Regions from separate parts of the Mus musculus genome. Here region 1 is linked to region 2. Evidence: chromatin loops called from intact Hi-C (ENCODE). Cell type or tissue: left cerebral cortex. All regions are shown on one strand. Each heading gives the region's core, and the rest is flanking DNA. Links, peaks and the distances in the headings are about the cores only. Region 1 has its middle 40 kb from the start of Mc3r. Region 2 holds the start of Cbln4 (cerebellin 4 precursor protein).

Region 1 (9,906 bases), core at 1,920-5,919, 170 kb after region 2:
AGTCAGGGTGTTTAGCACAGCAGTGGAAACCCTGACTCAGACAGAGGTGAAGATAAGGGAGCAAGGTTAGCTTGTGACTCACTTTGAGTCTCTGCTCTACCTGCCCCTTGGTCTATCCAGTCCACCACTGACCATCTGGATGGCAGAGAACACTGTGTGGATAAGAAGACAGACAAACGGGAGCTGCCTCCAGGCACCTCCACCCATGGAGAACTGGGATAGGTGTTCAAAGATAACTAGTGACCCCAAGTCAGCAAGAGGCTCATGATGCTCTGCCTAGCCCATGAGAAGGGTCACCCGGGTCAGTGGCCCATGGCATTGCACCCCACAGTCTCTGAGCAGGTATTCTGCTGTAGCAGATACCACCATCGAGTGCCTTGCCCACCAGGAGCTCAGTCTGTGATCTGCTCCTTTAACTCCCTATTAAAGATCTACTTTTATTTTATCTGATGTGGATACACATGTGTATGTGCACATATGTGTGCATCAGTGCCCACAGGGACAAAATGAGTCCATCAGATCCCTCAGAGCTGGAGTTACAGGCATCTGTGAGCCTCCCAACATGGGTGCTAGGGTCTTCATGATAGAGCAGAGACTTCTGACTGCTGAGCCATCTCTCCAGCCCCTCCTCTCTTGCCTTTAAAGGGAAATATTTGTTTTGTGTGTGTGTGTGTGTGTGTGTGTGTGTGTGTGTGTGTGTATGTGTGTGTTGTGAGTGTGTGGTGTAAGAGTGTCCATGGAGGCCAGGAGCAAGCTTCTGTTGGATTCTATGGAACTGGACTGATAGGCAGTTGTGCTGGGAGTGAAACTCTGGTCCTCTACACCAACAGGCTGCCTGCCACTGAGCTGCCTGTCCAGCCCGTTTTCTCTTTAAGGGACAGTGACTTCTTGGGGGGTGGGGGTGGGGGATAAGAGAGCATTGACAACAGCGCAGGATAGTGATCACCAATTGATCACCGAGGGATTCAGAAGGAACGGGGGCATCTTCCACTAAAGCTAAGTGATGGAGCGCAGCAGGCTCAACCTCTGCAAGATCATCCTCCATCCTCCTCCATCCTCCATCCTCCATCATCCATCTCCATCCTCCATCATCCATCTCCATCCTCCATCTCCACCCTCCATCTCCATCCTCCATCCTCCATCCTCCATCCTCCATCCTCCATCTCCATCCTCCATCTCCATCCTCCATCTCCATCCTCCATCCTCCATCTCCATCCTCCATCCTCCATCCTCCTCCATCCTCCATCCTCCTCCTTTCTCCATCCTCCATCTCCATCCTCCATCCTCCATCCTCCATCTCCATCCTCCATCCATTCTCCTCCATCCTCCATCCTCCTCCATCCTCCATCTCCATCCTCCATCCTCCATCTCCATCTTCCATCTCCATCCTCCATCCTCCATCTCCATCCTCCATCTCCATCCTCCATCTCCATCCTCCATCTCCATCCTCCATCTCCATCCTCCATCTCCATCCTCCATCCTCCATCCTCCATCTCCATCCTCCATCTCCATTCTCCATCCTCCATCCTCCATCTCCATCCTCCATCTCCATCCTCCATCCTCCATCCTCCATCTCCATCTCCATCCTCCATCCTCCATCCTCCATCTCCATCTCCATCCTCCATCTCCATCCTCCATCTCCATCCTCCATCTCCATCCTCCATCCTCCATCTCCATCCTCCATCCTCCTCCTCCATCCTCCATCCTCCATCTCCATCCTCCATCTCCATCCTCCATCCTCCATCCTCCATCTCCATCTCCATCCTCCATCTCCATCCTCCATCCTCCATCCTCCATCTCCATCCTCCATCTCCATCCTCCATCTCCATCCTCCATCCTCCATCTCCATCCTCCATCTCCATCCTCCATCCTCCATCTCCATCCTCCATCTCCATCCTCCATCTCAATCCTCCATTCTCCATCCTCCATCTCCATCCTCCATCCTCCATCCTCCATCTCCATCTCCATCCTCCATCTCCATCCTCCATCCTCCATCCTCCATCTCCATCCTCCATCTCCATCCTCCATCTCCATCCTCCATCCTCCATCTCCATCCTCCATCCTCCATCTCCATCCTCCATCCTCCATCTCCATCTCCATCTCCATCCTCCATCTCCATCCTCCATCTCCATCCTCCATCCTCCATCTCCATCCTCCATCTCCATCCTCCATCCTCCATCTCCATCCTCCATCTCCATCCTCCATTCTCCATCCTCCATCTCCATCCTCCATCCTCCATCTCCATCCTCCATCTCCATCCTCCATCTCCATCCTCCACCTCCATCCTCCATCTCCATCCTCCATCTCCATCCTCCATCTCCATCCTCCATCCTCCATCTCCATCCTCCATCTCCATCCTCCATCCTCCATCTCCATCCTCCATCCTCCATCTCCATCCTCCATCCTCCATCTCCATCCTCCATCCTCCATCTCCATCCTCTATCCTCCATCCTCCATCCTCCATCTCCATCCTCTATCCTCCATCCTCCATCCTCCATCTCCATCCTCCATCCTCCATCCTCCATCCTCCATCCTCCATCCTCCATCCCCACTGCAATCTGAATGCAGCGGGAAGATGAGCAGCCCACACCACCCCCATCTGCACCTCCTGATGATGCTTAACAGGCTGTATCTGTGATTCAGGTCTCTGTCTTCTGTGTTCACTCCAGGGGACACTGCTAAGAACAGGGTGAGAACTCCATCCCAGGACTGACCGCTGAAGAGAGGCAAGGAGCTGTAAAGTGAACAGGAAGGGTCATGAGAAAGGAAAAGAAAGAATAGGGAAGGGGAGGGGGAGGGGGAGGGGGGAAAGGAAAGGAAAAGGAAGGGAAGGGAAGGGAAGGGAAGGGAAGGGAAGGGAAGGGAAGGGAAGGGAAGGGAAGGGAAGGGAAGGAAAGGAAAGGAAAGGAAAGGAAAGGAAAGGAAAGGAAAGGAAAGGAAAGGAAAGGAAAGGAAAGGAAAGGAAAGGAAAGGAAAGGAAAGGAAAGAACATTCTAGTAGTATTGCTGTGAGCCATCTTGGTTCTCTCCCAGAAACAAACTTACACACCAGAGTCTCTGCTTTACTTTTGTCTGGGAAATGGTTTCAAAATCCCATTCTTGTTCTAAACCCAGCCACTGGGCCCAAGACTTGGATGTGTTTTTAGCTGCCCAAGACCCATGGGGACCCTGTGGGAAGCCCTGAGAATTCTGCATGGCTGCCCTCAAGTTAGCAGGCAGCCAAGGAAGCTGGTCACTCATTTCAGAAGACTCAAGACTCTAGACCCAACTCTGCCCCTCCTGATCCAATGTTGTAGGCAGAGCATAAAACAGGCTTCATAACACCTAGTCCACCTCCCCCGGGAAGCTTCCCCTAACCAGCTCAGGCCTTGCAAAAGAGCCTCCTTTGACATTCTCAGGGCTGAAGTTGTAAAGACAATCTGGTGCAGATTTCTTGTCCATGTCCTCTAGCCCCGATTGAGATGCTAACCTCTAAGATTCATGTCTGGAGAACGCTGTGTCCATCCCAACACACCCCTGCGGTCGTATTGAGAGCTCAGTGAGGGTGGATGGTAACCTCCCTCCCTCCCCAATTCTCAGTTCTCTCAGACTACAGCCCAGGAACTCCCAAATCAGGTGAACCCCCAGCAAAGCCAGGTCCCTCTGAGCCCACAGAGCTTTTGAAAAACAGGTTAGGCTAAAGGCCAACACGACTTCAAATGACACGTTCCGACTGATAGATGAAAACAAGCAGTGGGACCCCACAATTTCGGCACACAAAAAAAAAAACGTGAGCTGGAATCCCAGCATTGGGATGGAGGGACCTTAGCACTACTGGTCCCCTGATGCCTTTGCAGGCCACGCGAGGGAGAGCTGGCGCCACCTAGTGGCCAGATCCAGAACTGATTGAAATAATTCCATGTACATCTGGGATTCCCAGAGCTTCTTTCTGCCAGGAATTAGGAGTCTCCCTAAAGCTGGCAAGCACTCCACCAATGTGGTCCAGGAAACGGAGCCAAGAGAATTCCCGTAACGTGGGGTTCTCCCTCTGCCTCCCACTTCCAGCCTTGAGACTGGACCTCTTCCAGTAGGCAGGCTCACCTACTCGTTTGTTTTTTTTTTTTCCACTTCCCCTAAAAAAAGAAAATTTAAAAATCCATTTAGTGCCAGGGTTCTCTTTTGTGATGCTCAGGGAGATGTCTCAGGATCTCATTGTACCAAATATTTGAGATTGTATAATAGTCATGGGTTTGTTGGTTGTTGGGTTTTTTGTTTTTAATAATCAAAATAAAACACTTTTGAAAACTAAAGTGAGGTTTCTGTCTGTCCCCGGAGCTGATCCTGTGCCACAGAGCGACATTCACAAATACCGCCAGAAGAGAGCTGGTCTCCCAGGAGTGCAGAGACGCCAGTAAGTGCAAGTAAGACTACCACTGCTGCTCAGAGGAACCCACCCAGAACCCTCAGGACACAGGAATGGAGGAACTGCCTAGGACAGAAGTCTTCCGGTTTCCATCTGAGCCTGGAACTGGTCCTATGCCACAGAGCTACCTACACAAATACCTCCAGGAGAGAGCTGGTCTCCCAGGAGACAGTGCAGGTAAGAACACCACATCTCTTCAAATTCCTGGCCTAAGAGGGAGCCACCCAGAGCCATCAGACACAGGAACCAAGGATTATCTGGGGACAGGATCCTTCTGGTTTCTGTCTCCACCCCAGAGCTGGCCCTGTACCACAGCTCTCCATACCTAAATTCCTCCCAGAGAGAACTGGTCTCCCAGGAGTACTGACACAGACTCTTGCAGGAGGGACAAGCCACAGTCAGAGACAGCAAGACCAGCTAACACCTGAGATAACCAGACAGCGAGAAGCAAGGGCAAGAACATAAGCAACAGAAACCAAGACTACTTGGCATCATCAGAACCCAATTCTCCCACCACAGCGAGCCCTGGTTACCCCAACACACCAGAAAAACAAGACTCTGATTTAAAATCACATCTCATGATGATGATAGAGGACTTTAAGGACATAAATAACTCCCTTAAAGAAATACAAGAGAACACGGACCTTAAAGAGAAAATACAAAAATCCCTTAAAGAATTACAGGAAAACACAACCAAACAGGTGAAGGAACTGAATAAAACCATCCAGGATCTAAAAATGGAAATAGAAACAATAAAGAAATCACAAAGGGAGACAACCCTGGAGGTAGAAAACCTAGGAAATAGATCAGGAGTCATAGATGCAAGCATCACCAACAGAATACAAGAGATGGAAGAGAAAATCTCAGATGCAGAAGATACCATAGAAAACATTGACAAAACAGTCAAAGAAAATGCAAAATGCAAAAAGCTCCTAACCCAAACCATCCAGGAAATTCAGGACACAATGAGAAAACAAAATCTAAGGATAGTAGGTATAGAAGAGAGTGAAGAGTCCCAACTTAAAGGGCCAGTAAATATCTTCAACAAAATTATAGAAGAAAACTCCCCTAACCTAAAGAAAGAGATGCCTATAAACATACAAGAAGCCAACAGAACTCCAAATATATTGGACCAGAAAGGAAATTCCTCCAGTCATGTAATAGTCAAAAAACCAAATGCACAAAACAAAGGAAGAATATTAAAAGCAGTAAGAGAAAAAGGTCAAGTAACATATAAAGGCAGACCTATCAGAATTACACCAGACTTTTCACCAGAGACTATGAAAGCCAGAAGATCCTGGACAGATGTCATACAGACCCTAAGAGAGCACAAATGCCAGCCCAGGCTACTATACCCAGCAAAACTCTCAATTACCGTAGATGGAAAAACCACGATATTCCATGACAAAACCAAATTTACACAATATCTGTCCATAAATCCAGCCCTACAAAGGATAATAGGTGGGAAATGGAAACACCAGGAGGGAAACTATACCCTAGAAAAAGAAAATAATCTTCTTTCAACAAACCCAAAAGAAGATAGCCACACAAACAAACAAACAAACAAAATAACATAAAAAATTGTGGGACGCCCGACTTGCCAGCAAGTGAGATGCCACAACAGGATCCTTCTGCAACACATTTATTGGGAGAGCATGGACTGCGTAGGCGAAAGACCCCGAGCCCCAGAAATGGTGCTGCTTATATAGGCCTAGGAGTGACGTGTCCATACCTGATTGGTTATGCTACCAGTACCTCATAAATATGCATCGGGCCAGGCAGTGACTCGGCAAAAAACTCATGCACATGCGCACATTGGTTGTTTACCCATATTCATGGGCGTTGGCTTATTGAAACCAGCGCCTTCTTGTAATGGCGTTTGTGGCTTCCCACAAAAAATAACAGGAAGCAACAATCACTACTCCTAAATATCTCTTAACATCAATGGACTCAATTCCCCAATAAAAAGACATAGACTAACAGACTGGATATGTAAACAGGGCCCAGCATTTTGCTGCATACAAGAAATGCACTTCAGTATCAAAGACAAACACTACCTCAGAGTAAAGGTCTGGAAAACAATTTTCCAAGCAAATGGTCCCAAGAAACAAGCTGGAGTAGCCATATCAAATAAAATCAAATAAAATCAACTTTCAAGTCATCAAAAAAGATAAGGAAGAACACTTCATACTCATCAAAGGAAAAATCTACCAAGAAGAACTCTCAATTCTGAACGTCTGTGCTCCAAATGCAAGGGCATTCATGAAAGAAACTTTACTAAAGCTCAAAGCACACATTGCACCTCACACAATAATAGTGGGGAACTTCAACACCCCACTCTCATCAATGGACAGATCAGGGAAACAGAAACTAAACAGAGACACAGTGAAACTAACAGAAGTTATGAACTAAATGGATTTAGCAGATATCTATGTAACATTTCATTCTAAATCAAAAGAATATACCTTCTTCTCAGCTCCTCGTGGTACCTTCTCCAAAATTGACCATATAATCAGCCACAAACAAGCCTCAACAGATACAAGAAGATTGAACAATCCAGTGCCTCCTATCAGATCACCTTGGAATAAGGCTGGTCTTTACTAGCAACATGAACAGAAAGCCCACATATACATGGAAGCTGAACAACACTCTACTCAGTGATAACCTGGTCAAGGAAGAAATAAAGAAAGAAATTAAAGACTTTTTAGAATTTAATGAAAATGAAGGTACAACATATCCAAACTTATGGGACACAATGAAAGCAGTGGTAAGAAGAAAACGCATAGCTCTAAGTGCCTCCAAAAAGAAATTGAAGAGAGCATACACTAGCAGCTTGACAGCACACCTAGAAGCTCTAGAACTAAAGGAAGCAAATACACCCAAGAGGAGTAGACGGCAGGAAATAATCAAACTCAGGGCTGAAATCAACCAAGTAGAAACAAAAAGAACTACACAAAGAATCAAGAAAACCAGGAACTGGTTCTTTGAGAAAAATCAACAAGATAGATAAACCCTTAGCCAGACTAACCAGAGAACACAAAGACAATATCCAAATTAACAAAATCAGAAATGAAAAGGGATATATAACAACAGAAACTTAGGAAATTCTTTTTAAAAAGTCATCAAATCCTACTACAAAAGTCTATACTCAACACAACTTGAAAATCTGGATGAAATGGACAACTTTCTAGACAGACACCAAATACCGAAGTTAAATCAGGATCAGATAAACCCTCTAAACAGTCCCATAACCCCTAAAGAAATAGAAGCAGTCATTAATGGTCTCCCAACCAAAAAAGGCCAGGACCAGATGGGTTTAGTGAAGAATTCTATCAGACCTTGAAAGAAGACCTAATACAAATACTCAGTATAGCAAAAACAATTCTCAACAATAAATGAACTTCTGGGGAAATCAGCATCCTGGACCTCAAGCTGTACCACAGAGCAATAGTGATTTAAAAAAAAAAACTGCATGATATTGACACAGTGACAGGCAGGTAGATCAATGGAATAGAATTGAAGACACAGAAATGAACCCACACACCTATGGTCACTTGATCTTTGACAAAGGAGCTAAAACCACCCAGTGGAAAAAAGACAGCATTTTCAACAAATGGTGCTGGTTCAACTGGCAGTCAACATGCAGAAGAATGCAAATCGATCCATTCTTATCTCCTTGTACAAAGCTCAAGTCCAAGTGATCAAGGACCTCCACATAAAACCAGATACACTGAAACTTATAGTAGAAAGAGTGGGGAAAAGTCTCCGACACATGGGCACAAGGGAAAAGTTCCTGAACAAAACACCAATGGCTTGTGCTCTAAGATCAAGAATAGACAAATGGGACCTTATAAAATTGTAAAGCTTCTGTAAGGCAAAGGACACTGTCAATAGGACAAAATGTCAACCAACATATTGGGGAAAGATCTTTACCAATCCTATATCTGATAGAGGGCTAATATCCGATATATACAAAGAACTCAAGAAGGTAGACTCCAGAGAACCAAATAACCCTATTTTTAAAAAAATGGGGAACAGAGCTAAACAGAATTCTCAACTGAGGAATACTGAATGGCTGAGAAGCACCTAAAGAAATGTTCAATATTCTTAGTCATCAGGGAAATGCAAATCAAAACCACCCTGAGATTCCACCTCACACCAGTCAGAATGGCTAAGATCAAAAACTCAGGTGACAGCAGATGCTGGCGTGGATGTGGAGAAAGAGGAACACTCCTCCATTGCTGGTGGGATTGCAAGCTGGTACAACCACTCTGGAAATCAGTCTGACAGTTCCTCATAAATTTGGTCAAGTACTACCTGATGACCCAGCTATACCACTCCTGGGCATATACACAGAAGATTCTCCAACTCATAATAAGGACACATGCTCCACTGTGTTCATAACAACCTTATTTATAATAACCAGAAGCTGGAAGCAACCCAGATGTCCCTCAACAGAGGAATGGATACAGAAAATGTGGTACATTTACACAATGGGGTACTACGCAGCCATTTAAAACAATGGCTTCATGAAATTTGCAGGCAAATGGGTGGAACTTGAGAATATCATCCTGAGTGAGGTGACTCAGTCACAAAGAACAAACATGGTATGTATTCACTAATAAGTGGATATTGGCCCAAAAGTTGGGAATACCCAAGATTCAGTTCACAGACCCTATGAAGCCTAAGAAGAAGGAAGATCAAAATGTGGGTGCTTCAGTGCTTTGTAGAAGGGGGAACAATATACTCACAGGAGGAACTATGGAGACAAAGTGTGAGTTAGAGACTGAAGGAAAGGCCATCCAGAGACTGCCCCACCTGGGGATCCATCCCATATACAGCCACCAAATCTGGATGTTATTGTGGATGCTGGGAAGTGCTTGTTGATAGAAGTCTGATATGGCTGTCTCCTGAGAGGCTCTGCCAGAGCCTGACAAATACAGAAGAGAAAGCTCGCAGCCAACCATCGGACTGAGCTCAGGGTTCCTCGATGGAGGAGTTGAAGAAGGGACTGAAGGAGCTGAAGGGATTTGTATCCCCATGGAAGGAGCAACAGTGTCAACAGGCCAGACCCTCCCCACCCCCGGAGCTCCCAGAGACCGGACTACCAACCAAAGAGTACACATGGAATGACCGATGGTGCTGGCCACATATGTGGCAGAGGATGGCCTTGTTGGACATCAGTGGGAGGAGAGGCCCTCCAGCCTGAGTGTGTTCAATGCCCCAGTGTAGGGGAATGCCAGGATGGGAGGACAGGAGTGGGTGGGTGGGGGAGCACCTTCATAGAGGCAGGGGGAGGGGAGGGGATAGGAGGGTTCCAAAGGGGAGACCTGTAAAGGAGAAAACACTTGAAATGTAAATAAAGAAAATATCCAAGGGGGAAAAAAAAAGAAAACTAAAGGGAAAGAAAGGACAATAGTTTCTACTTCCTCACTCATAGGGAAGAGATTTAAAAGCATGGGTCTTCTTTAATCGTGTGTGTGTGTGTGTGTGTGTGTGTGTGTG
Region 2 (9,906 bases), core at 3,918-7,917:
AGGAAGAGAAGGGATGATGGAGGGTAGATAAACTACATAAAAAGACACAACCTCAGAACCAAAAGGACCAAGCCAACCATTTCACTAACATATAATAATCTTTATTCTGTAACAGAGACATAAATAATTTTATGAATTCATATGACCTATACAAAAGACAAAATAAGATATTGCACTAAATTTAGTTATGGAGTATCTGGATTTAATATTAGCTGAACAGATAAATATATACAAGTTAAGGAATTAAGGCAAAACCAGATGATATTTCAAACACAACAGGAGATTTGAAAAATAGATACAATTAAAAATAAGGGCATACTATCTCCAGTTAATAAAGTGGTCATAGTGAAGGAGAAAATATTCCTTATGGGTTTAATAAAGTAGCTATTATCAATCATGTTAATTAAGGTTGAGCGATAGAGTATTCGATTTCCCACCAAGGAGAGGTACTTTGCCAAGGTTTGGCGCTGAGCATTAGAGTTGGGGTAAATAACTTCTTCTTTGTCAGATTATGATCTGTTTTTCCTATTAGAAAATATAATTTGGAAAATATGACTCTTTCACATATATAATTAAAATACAACTATGGAGCATTCGTTTTAGGGGCAGGAGGGAGGTCATGTGGGTGAGTTCAGAGTTAAGGGACATTTTGAGGCAAGACATTTGTTACCTTATGGGTAGAGAGAACACAACGCCAGTCACTAAAATACAATCCCAGTTACCTTAAGAGAACAAAACAAACAAATTCAAAAGTAATTATAATTTGTTTAAAAAGTATAATTAATAATCAATGTATCCACACGTGTATACATGTCTTTGGCAGTTCCACTATAACCACTGAAGTCAGAACTTCCAAGTTTTCTAACTTTCAGACCCATTAGCCTGTCTTTCAAAAACAAAGAAATAAAAAAAACCCACATCTGCAGCCAATGCTGTAACAGCAGGAAACTAAACAGGACAAACCTTGAGACGGCTTCTGACAGTTAACATGTAAGCAGATCGGGGATTTTTCAGCTTTAGAGTCCCAGTCCACATATAAGGAAACTGGCACACACACGAAAATGATCTGTGAAACTTTGTGTCTGTCCAGACAGGTCTAGAATTCTCAGAGAGAATCCATAGTCAGCCATGAACAAAACAGTAAGAGACATCAATCCAAGAGTGCTCTTCTGATAACCCGGGGTGGGCGCCCTCACTCTTGGGCATCACGGAGAAGTCGGGTTCTATAGAGGAAACACCAGAAAGCCAGAAAACGTGGAATACTGCCAGCCACCGAGCAAGTTACCTTTCTCCAGTTTTAGGTAGACCTTATCTTCTTTGTCCAGGTACAGGAGCACTCCATTAGTGGCGGCTTCACGGGTCACATCTTTATCACCAGCAAATGCAGAGATGACTGGTTTTCCATTTAACATCAAGTTAACCTGGAAAGAAAAATCACCCCCACAAAAAAAGCTCCCTTTAAAATCGAAATCTGTGCTAGGAAACAGTTCAAAGCATGACCTGGTCAAATATTTGCTATTTTAGAAATATTCTCCTTTTCTTTCAAACTGGACATATGTCAGGGTCAGATTTAATGTGTGTTTGTGTGTATGTGAGTGTGTGGGTGTGTGTTTTTCTGTGTGTGTATGTTTTCCAATGAAAATTTCCTTATATTCCTACAAAAATAATGCCCTCCAGAAAGCCATCTAATCATGTGGAAAACTGACTTTCCCTCAGTGTGGAAACAAAGCTAACCACTGGACCAGCCTCTTATGCTCAGCTTAAACTATTTGGTAACAAAGTTGTCCACTAGCTTCCCAATGTTGACCTAACCCTGACATGGTCAGATAGCACCAGCTGCTCCCAGCAACTGAGAAGGCGTCTCGGTTTCTGGAATTTGCACAGCAACGAAAGTCATTTGAAATGTCAGTTTCCAGGGAAGTAGATATGTTCACTAAACACTCCCTTTCTCTAGGTTAGGATTAATATGGAGTAGATGAAACCTAAGGCCAGCCAGTTGATCCAGTCACTGGGATATAAAAGTGGCAGATGACTGTGCCATCTATTAATCATAGGGACATAAAATATAATATAAATGCTAGGTATTCAATGTAACATTCTAGAACGCTATAAACATGCACTACACTAACTATGCAACTGGGGAGAAGTTGCTAGAAAAGTAGAAGCCAAAAATAAGCTCTAGCACGCCAAGCTCCGCACAGCCTTTCTCAAAAGCGTCATAAGTAGCTGGCTCCCTGGTAGTTTGGTGGCTTCAATAGTTAATTGCAACCCACAATTTTTAAATGATAGCAAGCCTGTTTTGTTTGTTTAACGTTCATTTGTAAAGTTTTACGAGACTTTTTTTCTGTATAAGTCTGAGTAACTTTTATTTTGGCATGAGATAAAAGTACTATATTCCATAGAGATCCCTGTCATGGAATCTTTGTTGTTGCCAAGCTGTGTTGTTGTTGTTGTTGTTGTTGCATCACACCATTTTTAGATGGTAGTGTACTTATTCTGTTTATTTAATGTTCATTTGTAAAGTTTTGTAAGATTTTTTTTCCGTATAAGTTTGAGTAACTTTTGTTCAAGCATGAGATAAAGACCAACCCCCTGTACAGATTTGTGTCGTGAAACTTTCCCAAACTGTGTTTTGTTGTTGCTGTTGTTGTTTTGTCTTGTGTTGCTTATTTTTCTACTCGCTTTTGTCACACACCCAAGTGGATGTTGTAAAGGAAAAAAAATTGCAAATCACACGCCTTTGAAAACAAACAGAAAAGATAGACAACTATCTTTACAATGCAAGTACACCCTGCAGAGGCAAGGAGCACTCAATGGGAGGATGTACCTGGATGGTTTGGCTCTGGTAGACTTTAATTACGTGAAAACTGAAACTATAGATTCCTTTCCTCGGTGCCACAAAGACAGATTCCAATGTGAAAAAATTACCCACGTTAACCAGGATCTGCAATAAAAAGCAACAAATAACAGAAAATTGTAGTTTCCTCCCATGAGTACAATAAATCCCTCCCTCCTCCCCTTCTTCTTCCTCCCCTCCCCATTTCTTTATATGGCCCTTCTCTCTTTTTTTTCTCTCTCCTGTTTCTTCCCTTTTTTTTTTTTTTTAAATAACTAACTTCAGAAACAATAGAGAATAAAACAGCTAATCCTATGTCTTTCTTGTTAAGTGACTTGGAAATAAAAGTGCATACTGGAAGCGTCTTCTACCTTTTAAATAGCACAGGGGAAAAAGGTAAATAAATACAATGACTGTGTTGCATTCAGGTGTCAGTTTCCAGGCCGAGGTGTCTGGGATCACCAGAGTACCATGTGAAGGTCTGTCTTAGCTTTCACTGAGAATCGGAGGGAAGATGTCTGCTGTTCGGTTCCATCTCCACAGTCCATGCGCCTTCCCAACGTCCAGAAGGGACGTTACCCAGCCAGCCAATCGGCATCCTGCAGTAATCCCTGGACACACCACAGAGGCATGTTATCCTCCCTACCATGGGGCATTAGTCCATGGCACCACAAGTTGGGGCCACAGAGATGGCAAAGCCAGGTTCTTCCCCTAGCCTCTGCCAGAGCTGTCCTCAGACCGATGGCTTTTTTTTTTTTTTTTTTTGCTTATGTGCCATCTAAGCCTTAATATCATACACTGGCAATGAATCAGCCCTGGCTGGGTGCCAAGAGAAGGGCATACATGTGGACAGTAAACCGGGTGGCCTTTCCGTGCTCTCCCGTGTCTTGTTTTATCTTCCTATCAGCCACCTGAAATCTATCTGAAGCTCAAGGGTCTAAAGTGAAAAGTTAAGTTAGCCGTTGTTTCTAAGAAAGCCACAATGTGCCTTGTGTTCCAGTGTGTGGCCTGGTTGTGACATTAACTCTGATTTTCTGTACATTCTCAGTCAAATCTCAGTGTCTCGGAGGTACGTCCCTTCCTGGGAGAGCATAAGAGCCCAAACAAAACAAGGAAGCTTTCTTTCATGTCTCACCAAGAAATAAATCCATAACAATCAGATGTGTCTCCAAAGATATATTTCCTGCTTATTAGAGTCAGTCTGCTGTTATCTGTCTCAAACATCATCATCTTGTCAAGATTAACATATTTCGTACTTCCTGCTTCATTTCCTCAAAGTGCACCCTGCCTCTTTACAGCACGCCAGAACGTCAGAACACTTAGGTAAATGCACCGGTCTCAGCCCTGCCTTGAAATACAGATCTGTGCGAGGTGTGAGATCCCAGCTTCTCACCATAAGTATCAGCTCTCTGCCCTCTGACGTGTGACCAGATGGACTTTCTAAAGCCCCGTCACCAGCTGTGCACAATGGCCTGACAAAACATCTTTTTGCCAAGCACGTTAGAATAATGTAAAGTGCTTAGCCAAGACTGGGAGACTCGGACACAAGAGGCATCCTTTATTAACAAAGTAGAGGTGCCAATTATTGTTGATCAGTAAACACGAAGCTAGCCGCGGACTCTGCAGGGTAATAGAAGCATCCAAGCACGTCAAGATTTATAACTAAGTGTGTCTTGTTGTCTCAAAGATGCACGGCTCCCAGAACAAAAGAAAAACCCCTTTCCTGTTCTAATTGGTGGGAAGGACATTGAAAAGAATGCCCCAGACAAGGATAACACAATGTCCACGAGGCTTCAGCATTTAGATAATGCGCTAAAACACAGACCAGGCTGGCCTTAGGCTCCCTCTCCATCACTTTGTTAAACACTGCACCAAAATCTCTAAAGGGATTACTTAATTCATTTTTTTAAAATTATAGCTATCCCATTCTAAGCCTCTAGGGAGACATCTCTGTCTCTAGCCAGCTGGCGAGTGTCTTACTTAGAATTAAGTCAAGAGCACGAACGTCACCCCGAGTCTTTCCTGGCATGTCCCGAAGCCCCGCTTAACCCGCCTGCGGGACTCGGCATACAACTGTGAACTGTGTGACTTTGGCATAAGACAGACTCCTGGTACTGTTGGGATTGGAACCAAAATGCAGGAGTCAGGGCTTTGCTAAGCTGAATCCCAGGGATTGCTCGTCACTCCTGTCTACAGAGCCCTGAGCAGCTGGGCAGAAGCTGCAGCTTTCATCAGTTTCAGCCCCATCCCCTGGCTGCTACCTCAAAATCTGTGCTTTCTCAGCAAATTACAATGCCCTGGGGGAACCAGAAAGGGAAACCCAGCCCCCAGCGCTTACCTGCCCAAGCTCTATGCAATTACTCCATCCTTTTTCCTCCTGCCTGGGCAACTTTTCTGAGTGGAGCAATAGTGAGAAAGGCTTTTGATCTCTACCAGGCAGGGTGGTGTTAATCCAGCTACCCTGGACCCTGCGGAGTCACCCTAGCTAGAGATCTGGAGATGGTCTCTGACCCCCCCCCCCCCAGAACCACACCCCTAATCATCTGTGTCTACTTGGAAGGGTCCCTGCACCTTGTGGAACCCCAGAGCCTTGTGGAGAGATGAGCCTCCACCTGGAAACACAAGTCAAACAATTCAGACTGTCTAATAGGGCCCCCTCAGAAACGCCTCCAGGGCACCTGCTGATAAGTCTGAGCCAGAGGCCCAACTTCTCTACCAATAGATCTCAGCATCCAGGGACAGTATTCCCTTCAGCCCCTGATGACCTGTTGCTGTTAAACTTGTCGTATCTCCAGGTGCTTTCCTCTGCGCTCCCAAGCCACCCACCGCGCAGGCCTGTGCCAAAGACTACGGGACTGAATGGAGGCTGTGGTTGCTGGGGAAGGGAGGCAGCTCTGAGTTTCAAACTGATACCGTCAGTTGATAAAACGATCTCGCCACATCCTATTCATATTAGCTGAATCTGGGCATGCAGCCCCCGATACCCAGAGACCACCCATCCCCATATGCGCTCTGCATCCCTCGGGAGTCTGACCTGATCAAAGTAAATGATGCGAGTCTTGTTGCTCATCTCAGATGGCTCGTGGTTGGTGCTCCGAACCGCCGAAAAAGCCACCTTGGAGTTTGCTGCCCGGACCGATATCCCCAGAGGGGAAGATGATGATCCCTTGGAGTCTGTAGCTGGGTTCGAGTCGCACACCACCAGACACTTGCCCTCCAGAACGATCGGTTCCGTGTCATTCTGTGCCCAGACAGGCAGCACTAGAATCAGCAGAACGGCTGGTACCACGGACAGCGCCCGGCGCGCGGAGCCCATGGTGAGCCGCGTGCGCAAGCGGCAGCCTGGCGCTTCTGCTCCCAGGCGGCGCCTGCTACCCCGGGATCCGGGAGCTCGGGAAGACGCCAGTGGCTAGATCGACAGCGCTGCAGGAACAGCGGCGGCGGCGGCAGCAGCGGCGCGCGCACTTCCACCAATTCTCAGGACTGAAGTCTCCCTTCGAACTGGCTGGCTGGCTCTGTTACCTTTGTCCTTTAAGGAGCTCATGCAGAACTCCTACCCTAACTCCTCCACCCCCAAATCAGTTTTGCCTGGGGCCACGGCACCCACACTTGTCCCTTGACATCTAAAAAGTCTCCAGACCCTCTCAGTCACACCTCAAAAGAACAAAATAAATTCTCACCCCGAACCCAAGCACTCCTGGTGAAGCACAGAGCTGAAGACACAGAGGGGACTCCGCGAGTAAACGCTAGCAAAGGTGGCTAGTGCCGAGCGGTGCGGGTGTCGGTCCTGTCCGAGGGACTCTGGTTGGCGCAGGAACAAATTACAGAGGCAGGAGGTGTTTCCGGGGATGAGAAGAATGCCAGGTTATGTCCATGGCTAGGATGCTAGCGACTTCCACTTGCGCTTGGTCAAAAATTCCCCCAAAGCCCGGTGTCACTCCGACGCAGGTAGGCGGCAGCTGAGTGCCCGTCGCCAAAAGCAGTTCTAAGGTGCAGGGCGCCTACTGCCCTGGGTTCCCGCGTCCCTGCGCACAACTTTGTGTCTCAGCGTGCAGTGCAGCCGGAGGGACAGCGCCGAGAGGGCACCCGCGCGCTATTTATAGGAGTGCTGCCTGCAGATGGCTTTGGCTCGCCCGCTCATCCCGTGGATCCCCGGAAAGCAGAAAAGGCGTCCGTTGACCCCAGCGGAGCAGCGCCTGTGTGACGTTGAACGCACCCGGACAGAGCGGGACGCACGGCGCTGCCGGCTGCCAAGGTCTGAGGTCACTTGATCCCCCCGAAATCGCACTTTGTGTACCCAGAGGATGATGCTCACCTGCCTGCACCTGCCAGGGGTCCGCGGCTGCTCGCCGCCAGCTCCACCTGGACCCGCAGAGGGAGTTGTGGGTCCCCTCACCCTGCCCTGCGCAAGACTCTCTGAACCGAACGTGGCGCTGCCAGCTCAGATGTGGAGATGGAAGGACCTCGGCGAATCTGCGCGGTTTGCTATCTGACGCTAAGAGGACCAGCCAGTGTCCCCCAACTGCGCCTGGTCAGGAGCTTGTCCCACGTAACCCTCGAGCCTGGAGAGCCCAGAAAAGCCCGGGGGCAGTTCTGTGCCCTGGGCGGGGCGGGTGTGGAGGAGGCGCCTGTTTTTTTTTCTTCTGCTCAAGAGGATGAGCCTCGGAACCCACTGGGGCTCGCCTTCTCACGCTGTGCAGCCATCCCAATCAGGGGCAGGAACAATCATAGTGAACAGTATCCCTTAAATGTAACAATTAAAATGCACACCCCGAGAGTACTGCACCCTCTCCCTCTTTGATGTTCCTCCCCTGTGCACTCCACTGCCATCTTGGCCTCTGACTGGCAACTTATTTTCCTTTTCGGAAGCCACGGAAGGGAAGCGGGGAAGCAGAGCTTGGCTTTGGAGTTGGCTGCATGAACCTGACCAAGACCTTAATGAGTGGCCAATACTACCCAAACTAAGGGCCCCGGCTTTCTGGTTCAGTATTCTTTGGGGTCAGGACACTCCCAAATTCCTTGTTGACTTCTCTTGACTTCAGCTGCAGGAGAACAGTGCAGCTATTCTCTAATCAAAACAACGTCCCTGTGGAAGCCACCAGCCACTCAGACCTCCTGATTAGTACGTACTGGTTGCAAATTGTTTAGAGGTTGAGTCATGTCCTTGGGTCAGATTAAGCTTCCCAGATGGTCCTGTGCGTTCTTGGAATGGCGTTCGAGCTCTTCCTCTGCAGAATCCAGACAGACCTACATCTTTAGTCTGATCTCCTAAGGTTCTCCAAGGGAATGTGTGCCGCAAGCTCATGCTGAAATTCCAAGTATTAAGATACAAGATGCCCCTAGGGTTGATCCTTAGCCCCAACTTCTTATAGTGATATAAAGATGTGCTGTCTGGAAACACAGTTGAGGGAGGTAGTCAGTGCAGCTTGTGAGTTGCTGGGGCTCTGGGGCTATGCTATTTGTAACAATGTTGCATATCTTTCATCGAAGCTCTAAAAAAAAAACAGAAAAGCTTGCCAGGCCTTTAGGAGAGTGCCACCTTGACACCACCGTAAACTTCATATAGTTTCTCATCTGACCTTTTCTGATGTCCTTATTCAAACACTGATCACTAGTCATTGCAGTGCCTGTGGCACTTCCGTGGTGTGTGTGGGTGTGGGTGTGTATACATATGTGTGCATGTGTGTGCAAATGTATGTGTATGTGTGTGTAAATGTATATGCACATATGTATGTGTGTATGTATGTGTACATGTATATGTCTATGCATGTTCTATTGTGTGTGCATGCATGTGTGTGCATGTGTGTATGTGTACATGTATATGTCTATGGATGTTCTATTGTGTGTGTGTGCATGCATGTGTGTGCATGTGTGTATGTGTGTGCATGTGTGTATGTGTACATGTATATGTCTATGCATGTTCTATTGTGTGTGTGCATGCATGTGTGTGCATGTGTGTATGTGTGTGCATGTATGTGTATATATGTGTGCATGTGTGTACATGTGAATGTCTGTGCATGTTCCATTGTGTGTGTACATGCATGTGTGTGCATATGTGTATGTGTGGGCATGTGTGTGTGCATGTTGTGTGTGTGTCCACTCGTGTATGTGCACGTGGTCCTGCTCTATTGCCTATTGTTTTACACCTTACTCCCTTGGGACAGGGTCTCTCACTGACCTTGGAGCTGGCTCTCCGTCAGCCAGCCTCAGCAAGCCTCCTGTCTCCCCCTTCTCTGGTGCTGGTGTCATAAGCACGTGCATCCACACTTGGCTTTTCATGTGAGTTCTGGGAATTTGCTAGACCCTCGTGCTTGCAGAGCAAGAGCTTTTATTGGCTGAGCCATCTCCCTGGCTCCAGGGCTGGGTTTGAGACCAGACACTAGAAGAAATTTGGTTCGACTTTTTCTCTTGTAAGGGTAAGAGTGCCTCCTCTGGCCAAGATGAAGAATCCAAGCTAAGCCTTGGGGTTTTGTTTGTTTGTTTTTCAACTGGGAGAAGTTTGAGAAAGAACTCAATTGACAGAGCTGTTAAATAGATAACCTTTATTCTCCTCACAAGCCCCGATATATTCTCTCTGTATTCTTTTCTTCTCTTAGGATTTATTTTCCAAAGAAGCTCTTAGCTAAATACATTTCTTTCTTCTGTCACCGACGGAGTATTTTTGTAGGCCTCAAATCCAGCAGGGGGACTGCATTACAGACCCAGGGGCTAAATGAACAGCGACTGAACACTTCTAAATAGACTGCATCGTATCAGCCATTTGTCCTCTAGTACAAGCTAATTGGAGCGAAACTTCTTCCATGAAACACAAATCCAAAGCTTCAGTCATCTGGGTGAAAGTCTTGGTTCCTTGTTAAAAGAAGTCTTGCTATTCAAGGTGACCTGTAGGTGTGGGATGGGGCATTTCCTGCAGTCACCTGCTAGGAAAAGTTATATGACATTGTGAGCCAATCAGTTATACCTTTCTCCCCTACGGAAGACAGAACTGAGAGAGCTTCAAGGCTGTGGCACTGGCAATCCCTTAAATACCAGAAGTCCATTGGGTATCAGACCTAGACAGACCGCTGAGA

The links. Hi-C counts contacts between places; a loop is a spot of excess contacts. Peaks named below come from ENCODE experiments on the same cell type or tissue, not always from the same donor. Only the 100,000 strongest peaks of a DNase experiment are listed, where the experiment ranks them.
Region 1: it touches region 2 in a loop (6-fold over the local background); 5 of 42 quality-filtered maps call a loop at or near these places.

The regions. Positions count from the first base shown.
Region 1 is chr2:172,203,304-172,213,209 of GRCm38, forward strand. No RefSeq gene overlaps it. Among named protein-coding and RNA genes, the nearest start is that of Mc3r, 40 kb to the right of the region's middle. In left cerebral cortex, for the core only: a CTCF peak has its summit at 3,855 (motif pointing left); a DNase peak (open chromatin) is centred at 3,880.
Region 2 is chr2:172,036,147-172,046,052 of GRCm38, forward strand. It overlaps Cbln4 (cerebellin 4 precursor protein), which reads right to left and starts at 7,320. Exons shown (of 3, transcript NM_175631.3): 1 at 5,871-7,320; 2 at 2,828-2,944; 3 at 190-1,421. The coding sequence starts at 6,152. The coding sequence ends at 1,224. In left cerebral cortex, for the core only: CTCF peaks have their summits at 4,778 and 6,227; DNase peaks (open chromatin) are centred at 4,871, 5,726, 6,185, 6,834 and 1 more place; H3K4me3 peaks cover 3,591 bases; H3K27ac peaks cover 1,151 bases.